3 separate regions of the Homo sapiens genome follow, and all the other regions are linked to region 2. The links are chromatin contacts, found by Hi-C in ENCODE. All regions are on one chromosome and are shown on one strand. The core of a region is the stretch at or near the end of the contact, and the rest is flanking DNA. Distances in the headings are between cores, read along the strand shown.

Region 1 (4,572 bases), core at 1,924-4,423, 780 kb before region 2:
CTGAGGCAGAGAAATGCTTGAACCCGGGAGGTGGAGGTTGCAGTGAGCCACAGTCGCATCACTGCACTCCATCCAGCCTGACAGAGCGAGACTCCATCTCAAAAAAAAAAAAAAAAAAAAAAAAGAATGTGACTGGGGCAGCCGGTGCTGTCAATGGAAAGAAGCAACCACGTGGTATAAAGACTTAAGCAATCTCATAGTAAGAAAGGATGAACCTTGAAGTGTGTTGACAGGTCTTGGTGTCAGCAGAGAGAATTCTCTTAGGAACAAAAGGATTCTTCTGTGTTTGTTAGAGAGACTGAAGAAAACAAGCAAGAAATAGTGCTATATCCTGGAGGCAGAAAATGTATAATTGATGACAGCAGAAACAATAGAACAAATATATTAGGCTCTATTTTAGAGGGATTGAGAAAAAAATAATTAGGAAATTGCAAAGAGAAAGTGGAAAGAAAATATTTCAGAAGGGATGGCAAATAAAAGAAAGTATATGACAGGTTTTTCTTCCAAAGAAAAAAAATATATATATAAAGAGTTCAGGGAGACACAGCAAGTCATCTTTATCTGTGTGTATTTTTAAATGTAGGAATTAAACTGAGAACCACATACCTATAAGCTCATCTCCTAAATTGGGGGAAAAAAAAAAATCTATGTATGATCTTTGATCAGGGATTAAGCTAGAACACTTGGAAACATACAAATTGGATAGAGATAGATTTACAGAAAGGCAGCTGGGCTTAACCAGCATGATTAATTTCTTTGAATCAGTGACAAGGAACCCACTGGGTGAAGCAATGGACGTAATTTACTTGGACTTGGAGCAAGCTACAAAGGGAACTAGTATGGTTATGCCAGTGAAATACTTAATTGAATATTAGATTGCTGTGGCAACTGGTAGAAAGCAGTAAGTGGTTACTCACCCAGGTCAGAGTGATGAACTGAGTGCCTCCCAGAGCAACATGGGAGCCAATTTGGGCTATACCAGGGGCGATTAGAAATGAAAATGTATGAACTACAGAGAACACCAGAGAGGCTAGAAAAATAAAGGAAACAGGAAATGTATACTAATAAAAGATTGTAAATGCCCATTCAGATGGAAGTTAAAATACCATAGCATTGGAAGTCTGTGGAGCTTCTTTATATTGCAAGACTCTGTTTCTTGAATTGTACCTTGGCAGTTATCACCAAAAGTTGAGTTAAGGTCACACAGCCACCAAGAGGCAGAGGCCATTCAGGGACCGGTCTGTGAGCCACTCTGGTCACCCCATAATGCCTCCACAGCGCTTTGTTCAAAGGGAACAAGGGGTGCTTTCCAACCAAGGTGCCAGTCAGCTTTATACATTTTTCCTTTCTTTTTTTTTTTTTTTTGCCTTTTTTTTAAACAAAAAATTTTATTCATTCATATATCTTATTTTTTAAATTGTGGTAAAGTATACATGAAAATTTACTATTTTTTCAAGTGTACAATTCAGTGGCATTGAGTACATTCATGTTGTCATACAACCATTCACTGCTATCCGTTTCTAGAACTTTTTCTCATCCTAAACTGAATCTGTACTCATTAAGCACTAACTCTTCATTCCCCCTCCTCCAGGCCCTGCAACCACCCTTCTACTTTCTCTCCCCGTAAGTGACTTCTGGGCATCTCATAAGTGGAATCATGCAATAGTCTTCCTTCTGTGTGCATGCAGCTTATTTCACTTAGCATAACGTTTGCAAGGTTCATCCCTGTTGTAGCACGTGTCAGAATTTCATTCCTTTTTAAGGAGCTTTGTACATTTTAAAAAACAGTTTTTCTATACAACTAGGCTTTTTCTTTTTGCCACTTGACATGCTTATTAAGAATTAAAGGTACTATGCTAAGTCCTATGAGGCATATAAAGTGAATTTAGCATCATCTCATCCTTCAAGCAGCTTATGGTTTGGTAGAATAAACGAGACGGACACAGATGGTAATAATACATTGTAGACTGTGCTAAGTGCTGTAAGACATATACATGGAGGCCTCTGCGATTTAGTCAAGCATGAAATTGCCTCCAGCCATGGGGCTGGAGATTTCACAGGGGAGAACTGGAGCCAGGCTTTGAGAGAGTGATAGGGTATGGGTGGGAGAGATAGCGTCAAAGGAGACTCCCACTAGAAGGAACTGCATGAGCCAAGGTGTGGCGTGGGGGAAGTAAAGGCCCTGAATAGGGGACATGTTCAGGCTTAGGGGAGTGTTTGGGACTTTTGTGGTGATAGTAGTAGCTACAGCTGTGTAAAAAGAGATTAGGGCCTGATCACCAAGGGCTTCGCATACCAGGCTGAGGATTAACCTTGCTCACAGGCATTGTAAAGCTGTTAATGATTTTTTGGCAGTGGGTAGCTGCAAATAGAGTTGCCACTTAAGAATATTAGTATGTGAGCTCTGCATAGACTGGGTTGGGGACAGGAAGAGACTTGAAGGAGGCCAAGGTGGGTGGATCACCAGGTCAGGAGTTAGAGACCAGCCTGGCCAATATATTGAAACCCTGTCTCTATTGAAAATACAAAAATTAGTCGGGCATGATGGCACACACCTGTAATCCCAGCTACTCAGGAGGCTGAGGCAGGAAAATTGCTTGAACCCAGGAGGCGGAGTTTGTGGTGAGCTGAGATCGTGCCATTGCACTCTAGCCTGGGTGACAAGAGCGAAACTCAGTCTTAAAAAAAAAAGATATTTGACGAGGTGGAAGGTAATGAAGTCATCAACCAGGATAGTGACAGTGACAATGAAGAGGAGTGGATGGGATGCAGATTTTGAAGGTAGATCAGCAGGTCCCATGTAGGTCATGGGAGAGTATTCATTGACCCCTGAGGTTCAGAACTTCCCCAAACCCCTGTTCATATAAAGAAAAGCATAATCCGAGTGAGGCAGAGGGTGGAGCAGCAGATGTAAAGGGCCTCTGCAGCTGTGCCTTACATCTGTTTGTTGGTCTGTAAATGTTCTACTTGGCAAAGCCTTTCAATGCCTGAAATAGTTGGCCAGTTATGCCCAGTATTTGGCCTTACAAATCTGTATTAGAAAACTGCAAACCACCTCACAAGGCTCAAGATCAGGACCTGAGCTGGAAGATTTCTAAGTAGAGTCTATTACTCCTGCACCTGGTAGTCTTCATACGATCAAGACTGTGTCACAGTTTCCATTATGCACATAGTTTCTCATTCCACCCGCCCCCCCAGAGGTTTATAAAACTTAGCAATGAAAATTTGCTCCCACTGGGAACTTGGCAGGAAGAGTATGTTCTTAGCCCAGCAGCAGTTCTAGTTCAAAATTTTTTTTTGACAAAATTGGTTTAGTGCATTTTATAAAATGCATATATTAATCTAATTCACTTCAAGTTTTTCAATAACCATTTTTATTCCATTTCACCTTTAAGGCAGCTCACAGAGAACAAGTAGGGAATATATCTCATGAGAAGTCTACTCTGAATATGTTTTGAGTCACTTGTACATTTTTTCCCAGAATTATAAAGCTTTGCCTTAAATGTTTAACTTGCCCCACATGGCAACTACATCATTGCTTTTTCATGGATTTTTAGCATGTTGACATTAGACTTGAGAAATGTCATCTGGATCCTTCTTTCAGATAAATTCATGATGAAATTATTTGTCTTGCTTTTAAAGGTGTCAGAGAGCTGGGCATAGCGGCTTATGTCTATAATCCCAGCACTTTCTGGGGCTGAGGCTGGAAGATTGCTTGAGCCAAGGAGTTCAAGACCAGCCTGGGCAATATAGTGAGATGCCATCCCTACAAAAAGTAAAAAGATTAACCAGGTTTGGTGGCACACACCTGTAGTCCCAGCCGGAAGGCTGAGGTAGGAAGATCAGTTAAGCCTGGGAGGTCAAGGCTACAGTGAGCTGTGATTGCATCACTGCACACCAGCCTGGGCAACAAAGTAAGACCGTCTCAAAATAAAGATATCAAAGAAGGGATTCCAAAACCCTAACTGTGTTGATCTAAAGTTTGTCAAATCTCATTTTCAGGAAATGAGGCCTGAGTTGTGGCCTGAGTTCGTTTCCTAGTTAGAGATGTCCAGCCACTGACTGGCCCATTCTTCACCTCCTTGAAGTGCCAGGCCTCTGCCTACTCTTGTCTAAGCCATATGATCATAATGGGAGCTAATATTTTCAGGTTGAACTCTTTGTCAGACACCATACGAAGAGCATCATACTTGTTTAACTCATTACAGTCCTATTCTACAGATGAGGAAACAGACTGAGAGCTGAGATAACTGGCCCAAAGTTAAGCTGCTCTAACTGACCTTAAAGACTGTGTCAATCCTTAGGCCAGTGTTTCTCCCGCTGTGTCATGCTTCCTTCCTCATTCCATGCTTGATCAAACCCCAGCCTTGTGGTCTATGAATATTCATGTTTGAATTAGCTGAACCTTTCTCAGATATGATAAGCCAACTTCTGTGCTGTGCTTTTGCTTCAGATCTTGGGTAGTAATTTGGTCCCTGTGCCAAAGGAGCTCAGGTTGTTCAAGCAGCCACTTACCTTTTGCAGAGATGTGTTTTTTTAGTGTAATAGTCTGGGACTCTTGCTGTGGTCTTT
Region 2 (4,852 bases), core at 811-3,310:
AGAATGACAGAAATCATAGTACACACCTCATGAACTTGCTGTGATCATTGATATGGTATTAGCATATTGCTTAGCACATAGTAGCTGTCTGAATTAATTCTACCTCTTGTTATAACACAATCCATTATTTCTGCTGTTTGCAAATATGTTATTCATTTCCTACAATACAGTTTGCAATATTGTATTAGTTCTCTATGGCTGCTGTAACAAATTACCACAAATTTAGTGGCTTAATACCACACAAGTTTGTTCTCTTACAGTTCTGAGCTCAGAGGTTCAAAATCAGTCTCTCTGGGCTGAAGTCAAGGTGTTATCAGGGCTGATTTCTGGAGGCTCTAGAAAAAAAAAATGTTTCCTTGCCTTTGGTAGTTTCTAGAGACCACCAGACTCCTTGGCCCGTGGTCCCTTCCACTGTCTTCAACGCCATCTGTGTAGTGTCCCCACATTCTGTCACTGACTGTTTCTATCATCACATTGCCCCTCGAACTCCTGTCTCCCTCTTATAAAGGCCCTTCTGATGACCTTGGGCCCACCTGGATAATCCCGGGTAAGGGGTAATCTCCTCTTCTAAAGATTCTTATTTAATCTATTTTGCAAAGTTACTTTTGCTATGAAAGTTACTGTATTCATAGGTTCCAGGAATTAGGATTTTGGCCTCTTTTGGAGGGAGGAGTGCAGGGTATTATTCAGCCTACCCCAGGCAGGTACATCAGAGATCACAGTGAAGGAGACAGGAATATTGGCTGATTTAAGACCAATCATGTGTTAAATTCTAGAGTCTTTTATTTTCTTTCTTAATCTCATCACTAACAAACACGTGAATTTCTAAACAAATGAATAAACAAGTAATTGTCTGATGGATGTGAGAAATGTCCTCCTTCCCCATATCCCCCTCTTTTAACAACTTGACTCTCTAATTTTTCACAAGACAAAGTATCATTCACTACTCTCTCTGTTCTGTGTTCCCTGTGGAGCAGTGCCTGGACCTTGGCTCTTTCCTTTCCTTGTAGACAAAGCAGCCTGTGGCTTCTTATCATGCTGATTACCCAAATTCACTGCTGTCTTTCCTCCACACCCTCTTCTATTTCCAATATATGAATGCATATTTATAGCATTAATGAAATCAAGCATACGAGGGCACTGAAAGGAAAGGAGATGAGTATCGAAACCCACACTGCAAGTATCAACAGGCAAAAATTAAGAGAACATTTCATCAATTTGAGGCACAAATAAATGTGACCATTCTGCATTTTCAATTTATTTTTTAATGTTGATTCTTGGCCCATGAAAGTACCAATTACAGTTTATACAGAACAGTAATCATCAGCTTCTCATAACAGAAACTCAAAGTTCATGTATTGTTACATACTTTCTTTTTTCTTTTTGCATACAAGTAGAAGCAGCAAGATCTCCAATTTCATTGTGGGGTTTCAGATTCCACAGTGTCTTTTACATTTTATCAATTTCTAAATTCTAACTCTTCTTGATTTTATCTTGTTTAGATGTTACAAATTTTTCTGCCTCAATTTACTCTATATTTATGCCCAAATTCCAAAGCCCATTTTTATTGCCTTTGTCTCTCTCTTTTAAGGTTTTTTTTAGTTTCATTTTATTTTTAATTGACGCATAATAATTGTATATATTTTTGGGGTACAATGTGACGTTTCAATACATGTATACATTGTGTGATGATCAAATCAGGATAATTAGCCCATCTATTACCTCAAAACTTTACTATTTCTTTGTGATGAGAATATTCAAAATTCTCTCTTCTAGCTATTTTGAAATATGCATTATTGTTAACTATACACACCCTACTGCAGAATAGAATACCAGAACTGGTTCTTCCTAGCTATTGTAACTTCATACCTTTTAACTAACGTCTCGCCATGCTCCCCTTCTTAAGATTCTGATTGAAGGGAAGGATGCTAAACTTTCCACGAAAGTGCCTCGCCTAATTCGTGCTGAAGGGAAACTGAAACCTAAGTGCTTCTGAGAGGAGAAAGGAAACCGAAACTCCCGCCGGATGCATAAAAGACTGGCTGCGGTGGCTCAGAGCGCCGAGTCCTAGGCCAGGTCTGGGGTAACCTGGAACTTCCACCTGGGCTCTGCGCTAGGTCTCTGTTTCACTCCCTCCCCGCGGGGCGCGCAGCTCGCGGGTCTTTGGACACCACCGGTCCTGAGTCCGCGGTGAGGAGCCGGGGATGTCCCTTGGGAAGAGCCTGGGGCGGAGCTGTCTAGCGGGAGTTCTAGGTCTTCTTCAACGGACCGGACAGGGAGGTGGCCCAGGAGTGCTGGGCTCGGGGCGCGGGAATCTGGGGAACCTCCTGGGATCGCAAGGCCGTGGCGCACGGGCCCCCTGCTGGCCCGGAAGGCCGGGCGTGGGGAGGGGCGGAGGAAAGGGACAACCGCGAAAGGCCTGAAGTCTGAGACAGAGAGGAGTGCTTAGTTAGGCATTTAAGGAGTCCCCGTCAAAGGTGGGAGCTGGGTAATGGAGGTTGAGGAGAAATTAAGGGACATCATATCTAAGCACAGCCAGTAAAACCTGTACATTGACAGCAGCAAGAAGCTTCCACCTTCAATCCCTGCTCCAGACTTGTAGAATCAGAATCTGCGTTTATTAATAAGATTCCCCCAGGTAATTTCTGTGCACCCTTAAATTTCAGTGGCTTAAGACAATAGAAATTTATTTCCTACTCCAGTAACTTAATTTATTCCTGGTCAAGGGGCAGGTATAGTGGCTTAAAACATTACAAGTTTATTATTTTACAATTGCTGTGGATCAGAAGCCCAGGCATGGGTAAAGTGAGTTCTCTGTTCAGCATCTCATCGAGCTGAAATCAAGGTGTCAGAGCTGTGGCCTCATGGGACACCATGGATGCTCATTCAGGTTGTTGGAAGAATTCAGTTTCTTGCAGCTAAAGGACTGAGGTTACCTGCTTTCTTGCTGGCTGTTGGCTGGGGGTTCCCATGTCTTTAGATTTCACCCTGAGATCTTAGCTACAGTGGCCTTCTCACAACAAGGTGGCTTATACCGTTAAAGAAGGTATAGGGTACCTTTAAAGAAGGTATAAGCCTCTTTGGGGGAATCTCCCGAGTCTACTATGATGAAGTCTTACATAATATAACCGAATCATTAAAGAGACTATGCCATTAAATTCACAGGTCCTGTCCACACTCAAGGGGAGAGGGTTATACCGGGTACTGGAAGCCATTTTAACCCACCAGCTCTTCTCCAGGCAGGGTTTCAGGAGCTTGATGCCTTTCATCAAGTAGCTCCACCATTCTGTTCCAATACAGAATCCATGATTTCCTTTCCCTTCCCTTGCCCCCATTTTTTTCCTCTTTACCTCCCCTTTGCGCCTTTCCTCTTCCCTCCTTTTTTCTCTTTTCCATTTCTCTTCCTCCCTTCTTCTTTTCTTCTTCCTTTTTAAGATTGTTTGAATCAGAATATGGTTCTGACACTACTGTGATTGGAGGATAAGCCTTATAAGGTTCTTGCAATTTCTTTCATCCCCTTTTAATTTATTCGTTTGTAAGATTTGTGGTCTTATGATTGTTTGTTTTTGTATGTGTGTGTCCTGTTGGGTGTGTGTTTATGTGTGTGTGTGTGTATGTGTCCTAATCCCTGTGGTGTCATTTAACATATTTTGCTGGCCTCTAAATTTCTTGTAAATTAATCATTACTACTAGCGTTTTGATCAGATTCAGGTTTTCTTTTTTTTCTTCTTCTTCTTTTTTTTTTTTTTTTTTTGAGACGGAGTCTTGCTCTTTTGCCCAGGCTGGAATGCAGTGGCTTGATCTCAGTTCACTGCAACCTCTGCCTCCCAGGTTCAAGCGATTCTTCTACCTCAGCCTCCCAAGTAGCTGGGATTACAGGTGACTGTCACCATGCCCAGCTAATGTTTGCATTTTTAGTAGAGATGGGGTTTCACCATGTTGGCCAGTCTGGTCTCGAACTCCCGACCTCAGGTGATCTGCCCGCCTTGGCCTCCCAAGTTTTGGGTTTCTTTTTTTTTTGGCTGGGAGAACTACAATACTTCACTGATGGTGTGGACACTTGCCTCTATTTTTGTTGTGCTATCGTTTAAAAATACCAAGATCTGTTAATTCATTAGGAGTTGTAAAATGGTGATATTCTAATTCTATCATTCCTTCTGTGTTTATTAGCTGCATTATTTCTAGAAATGAATCACTCTTGTATCTACTCTTTGGTAATGCGATGGTGCAGTACTTAGAAGAAAAGCAGGATAATTTCTTGATTCCATAAACCATTATTTTTTTTCATATATTGTCTTCAGATGCTATTGCTGGACATCCTGCTGTGAAAGATGAAGAATTTAGCATTCATATTTATTTTTCTTTCATTCATCCCTTTGTGAACTGCCAAGTTGGTTAATTATATTATTATTTTCATACTGTCAAGGTTTATCATATTTTACAGCAGTTTGTGACTTTGATTCTTGTGATTTGTTTGTATGTTGAGTCAACAGTAAAAAAGAAGTAAACAGCAGTGACAAAATTATGAGTATGTACACATTACTCAGTGTAGAAGCAATCTAGGAATTGCTAGGCTAAGACATGTAGTTCTATGTTGTTAAAATTACTGTTTGAAATAGACTTTTGTAAATTCGAAGTACCATGGGTTCTCTTGTTTTTCTTTATAGCTTCCTTTAACTTTTCTAAATCACACAAAGTTTCATGGTTTTTTGATTGTCTTCATTCTTGATGGGTTTTCCCCAATTTTCTGTATTATCTCTTTAAATAAAATTATCATTTAAGATATATAGTTGGCATTTTGGAAGACAGCGTGGCCATTCCTCAAGGATCTAGAACCAGAAATACTATTCGA
Region 3 (4,743 bases), core at 1,553-4,052, 540 kb before region 2:
TCCTAAAACAAATAATTTATAAATAAATCCTGAGATGTAATGGAGCATTAGGGTAAGCAAACAATGAAGTCGTCTTACAGAGCGCTGCCTCTGGCAGGCAGCATACACCAGCCCACTCACCGAGTTCTCATTTTCCACTTTGGCTAGCTAACAAAATCAGAGTAGTCAATCACACTGTTCATGAAAACATGGAGGGCGAGGAATGGCCATGAGAGAAGGGTTGTCGAGAGAAGGAAGACTGGTCTAGAAAATACGAGGATGGTTCCAACAGTTATAAGTTTATACTTCTAAATCTCTTCATTTCTGAACTTTTCTAACATTTATGTTTTCAAAAGAAAGAAAAACAAATATGCCTTGTGCTTTGTGCTCAGTTAATTGGACTGTTGGATGGTCCTCACTGTTTCCCATAAAGGGCCCCTGCACTGGCAAATTGGGAAAGCATTTCTATTCAAGGACTCCAAGAACTTCCCAGTTCCAAAGGACCCTTCCATCCTCTAGGAGTTTTATTCATATACTTCTTAACTGGTTTAGGAATGAAAGGTAATGCTGTACTTCTTAGCCATGTAGGCTCTGGAGTTAGACTGCCTGTGTTTAAATTTTAGACTCTATTATTTACTGGCTGAGTTTCTTTGATCACTTAATTTTTCTGAACCTGCTTCTTCATCTTTAAAATGGGGGTCATATATTTCTCAAAGGAAGATATAAAAGCAGCTGACAAACATGAAAAAATGCTCAGCATCACTAATCATCAGAGAAATGCAAACCAAAACCACGATGAGATACCATCTCACACCAGTCAGAATGGCTATTACTACAACGTCAAAACAACAGCTGCTGGCCAGGATGTGGAGAAAAGGGAATGCTTATACATTGTTGGTGGGAATGTAAATTAGGCCACTGTGGAAAGCAGTTTGGAAATTTCTCAAAGTTCTAAAAATAGAACTACCATTAGACTCAGCAATCCCAGTATTGGGTATATACCTAAAGGAAAATAAATCATTCTACCAAAAAACCCCACATGGTACATGTACACTTGCTCCTCATAGCACTGTTCACAACAGCAAAGACGTGGAACCAACCTAGATGCCATCAATGGTGGATTGGATAAAGACAATGTGGTACATACACACCATGGAATACTATACAGCTACAACAAAGAGCAAAATCATGTCCTTTGTAGCAACATGGATGCAGCTCGAGGCCATTATCCTAAACAAATTAATGCAGGAACAGAAAACCAAATACCTCCTGATAAGTGGGAGCTAAACACTGTGTACACACAAACATGAAGATGGGAACGACAGACACTGGGTACTCCAAAAGTGGGGAGAGAAGGAGGTGGGGAGGGGCTGAAAAACATCCTCTTGGGTACTGTGTGCACCACCTGGGTGAGAGGATCAATGGAAACCCAAACCTTAGCATCATGAATATACCCTTGTAACAAACCTGCCCATGTAACCAGTGAATCTAAAATAAATAAAATGGGGGTCATGATAGCACTTCCCTCCTAGACTGTGAAGATGAAATGTGGTAGTACATGTGAAGTATTTTGAGCAATGTTCAAGCATGCCTTTGATAAATGTGAGCTATTAGTATTCAGGACGGTCATGTAAATAATTCAGTGTCCAAATGTGGGCCCTTTAATCTGGGACAAAGGCTGAACTATATAGAACTCTAGACAACTGGCAGATTGACTGTCCTGGGGAAAAGGGAACACGTAGCCATCCCATTCATATTACATAATGTCAAGGTCACACACTGCACAGACAGACTGACTTACCAAAATTAACAAAATTTGTGTATCACTGGGTACTAGAGTGTATAAGAGATCAGATGGAATAAGAAAGCCTTAATTAAAAAATCATGAATTATAATTTAAAGCATTTAAGATAGACGTACCACTTACATGTTAATCACTCATTTTGCTGAACTTAGAACATTCCTTTTCAGGCTGGGCGAGGTGGCTCACACCTGTAATCCCAGCACTCTGGGAGGCCGAGGCGGGTGGATCACGAGGTCAAGAGATCGAGACCATCCTGGTCAACATGGTGAAACCTTGTCTCTACTAAAAATACAAAAATTAGCTGGGCGTGATGGCATGTGCCTGTAATCCCAGCTACTTTGGAGGCTGAGGCAGGAGAATCGCTTGAACCCGGGAGGCGGAGCTTGCAGTGAGCCAAGATCGCGCCACTGCACTCCAGCCTGGCAACAGAGTGAGACTCCGTCTCAAAAAAAAAAAAAAAAAAAAGAACATTCCTTCTCAGCATTATCCCAAATATATTGTAAAGTTTAGTTTAAATTATTTTTACAGTGTTTTCATCCTTCTTCATGGCCTCCTTCCCACAAATATCAGGAAAATGGGAACTGATGAGGAGAGTAACATTAAATAAAAAGGGAAGTACAAGTAATTTTATTGTTGTGCTCAGCACAGACGGACCCAATTACAGTCCTACAAGTACCTGGGTTGCTTCCCTCCTGACCTGGAGAACAGTCCCCTGGTACACTGTCATTGTGGAAACAGAGAAAACACATCTGTTAAAAATGAGCTTTAGTGGAAAAAATTCAGCTGGCATTCTCTTTTCCTCTCTGTCGTCCTTTTTTAATAGCACTCTTATGTAAGGTCGTTACTATATATAGTAGAGAACAGGGAGCTGTGATTTGACCTGTACAGAGGCAGTCAGATATGGGCCATTTCCTACCTTGGTGGGCCCAAAGGCAGCTGAACCTGCTGGACAGCAGGAGCGGCGGCACCTGGAACCCTTGCTCTTTGAGACCTCAGCACAGCTGCACGGCTGTTCTCTTCTTGCATCTTCAGCTTCCCACCTACAAAATCGGCACAGGGCCTACTTCTGATCTAACTCATTGGGGATGCCTGTGGAACCTCAGAGAACATCTGGGAAACATTTTTTTGGCTTTGTCAATACGTATTTTTCCTCTGTATATCCATCCAAGATTTATGCAAGAGCTAGAATTGTAACATTCCAGTCTAAGAAACCTAGACCGTCCTACCATCCCTGACCAGCTTGTCCAAGCAAGATAACTGCTTGTTTATTGTCTTTTTCTCCCACTACCAGTCTTTCTCAAGAGCAGAGTTCACATCTATTCTGTTCAACAATGTATTATCTTAGATACAGCATACCATCCATGAATGAATGAATGAATGAATGAATGAATGACTCCATGAGTAAACAGAGGCAGTAGTAGCAAACATTTACTGAACACTTACCAGGAGACTCTAGACAAATTTAATCTTTCGTACCTCTGTTTTCTCATCTATGTAATGGGGTAATAATAGAACCCACAGAGTAGGGCTGTTGCAGAGATTAAAAGAGAATAGTGCTTAGTTGTTACTGGAATCCTCTCTTCCTCTTTAGTCAGTGGCACCATCCCTGATCCTGTTTCACAAGTCAGAACCGCAGAAGTCAGAGCTGCCTGTCTCCATCCGTCTCATCTCAACCATCATGAGTCCTGCCTTTCCCTCTCCTACACTTCTCCCACACGCTGTTCTCTTCCATGCAGCCAGTTTCAAAAACCACATGGAATCCTGTGACTCTTGACTTCCCTGTCCCCAGTGACTTTCGCTTGCTCTTGGGATCAACTCCAAATTCCTTCACCTGGCCCACCAGGCCTGGTCGCCCCCTGTAGCCTCTTCTTTTCTCCCTCCCACCCCCATTCTCAGAGTCTCAGCCCTTCCCTTCAATGTGCGATTCCTCCTGACTGCACACCTGTCTCTGTCTCCCATTTAGCCTTCAGATGTCAGGTCAAACATCACTTCCTGAGGCTCTTTCCTCAGGCCTCCAAACCACACGAGGTCTTTCAGTTTCCTGCCCTCAGAGGTTGTGGCACATTTTTTTCGCAGCATCTGCCACACCAGCACTCCTTACATGTCTTTTATCTGGTCTCTAATAATTCCACGCACCCAGGCCCTTGAGGGTCTTTTCTAGCTTTGGTAAAATGCGAGCTGGGAGGGAGGATGCTGACAGAGGAGTGAGTAAAGGCTGGTCTAGAGGGCATCTGAGAGCTTCTGTGGACTTCTTCTAGAAGGACCATTGATCATCTGTAAAACAACCTGTATTTGACTTTTAAGGCCAAAATTTCTAAGGAAAAAAATGTCTGTACACACATGGGAAAAGCTAGTAATTATGCTGGCTAAAAGAAAAAGTTACTCTGTGAGATGCTCATATATGAAGTCCTCTCAGATGTTGCTATCTCACTTCTCATTTTCCTATCAATAATTAGCTATGTGTGACTTTTCTCCCTTTACACTGCAATGTGGTTTCTTCTGTTTTTCCTAAATGGCTAAAATTATGAAAACTAATTTATTAGTCCTAAAAAGTAAACTTGACATTTTTTGTAAAGTTTAACAGTAAATAAAGAGTTAATATTACCAAAAACAACTGAGGCAGGGAAAAGGGCAATTCCAGTGCAAAGTCTACTACCCACTGATATCTGTGATACATAAAATATTCTAAACACAACATGTAGGTTTCTTGATATCCACACCTAGAAAGCATTAGAGGGAATTAAGAGAAATTGTAGCCGATTAACTCATCTAAAAGCCCACAAAGCAGAATAAATCTAATTACCATGGCTTAAGGCAAATAATACCTCTTGCAAAATAACCAAAAATTCAAGCTTAAAGAGCAACTACACTCTTGTAGGCACTACTAACTTTGTGGATGGTTCTTTCCTTTTGAGACAGGGTCTCACTCTGTTGCCCAGGCTGGAGTGTGCAGTGGCATA

Evidence for each region. A loop is a pair of places that touch in the nucleus more often than their neighbours do. Pooled maps may share reads with other maps.
Region 1: a pooled map shows a loop between it and region 2 (5-fold over the local background). The contact joins the enhancer-like site here to the promoter of DDX60 in region 2. A Hi-C loop is called at or near these places in 1 of 37 single-sample maps with no recorded cell type and 4 of 50 pooled maps.
Region 3: a map with no recorded cell type shows a loop between it and region 2 (9-fold over the local background). The contact joins the enhancer-like site here to the promoter of DDX60 in region 2. A Hi-C loop is called at or near these places in 8 of 37 single-sample maps with no recorded cell type and 6 of 50 pooled maps.

Annotation. Positions count from the first base shown.
Region 1 is chr4:169,098,468-169,103,039 of GRCh38, reverse strand. The region is part of intron 11 of SH3RF1 (SH3 domain containing ring finger 1); the gene reads left to right. Among named protein-coding and RNA genes, the nearest start is that of CBR4-DT, 90 kb to the right of the region's middle. RefSeq lists enhancers at 4,003-4,122, 4,403-4,462. Within about 2 kb of position 3,173, at least 10 of the 41 ENCODE cell types and tissues checked have a DNase peak (open chromatin) inside an H3K27ac peak, as active enhancers do.
Region 2 is chr4:168,315,960-168,320,811 of GRCh38, reverse strand. DDX60 (DExD/H-box helicase 60) reads left to right here and starts at 2,060. Exons shown (of 38, transcript NM_017631.6): 1 at 2,060-2,190. RefSeq lists an enhancer at 1,797-2,126.
Region 3 is chr4:168,852,595-168,857,337 of GRCh38, reverse strand. The region is part of intron 10 of PALLD (palladin, cytoskeletal associated protein); the gene reads right to left. LOC102723331 (a long non-coding RNA gene) reads left to right here. Exons shown (of 2, transcript XR_007058358.1): 2 at 1-4,743. Among named protein-coding and RNA genes, the nearest start is that of CBR4, 160 kb to the left of the region's middle. Within about 2 kb of position 2,802, at least 11 of the 41 ENCODE cell types and tissues checked have a DNase peak (open chromatin) inside an H3K27ac peak, as active enhancers do.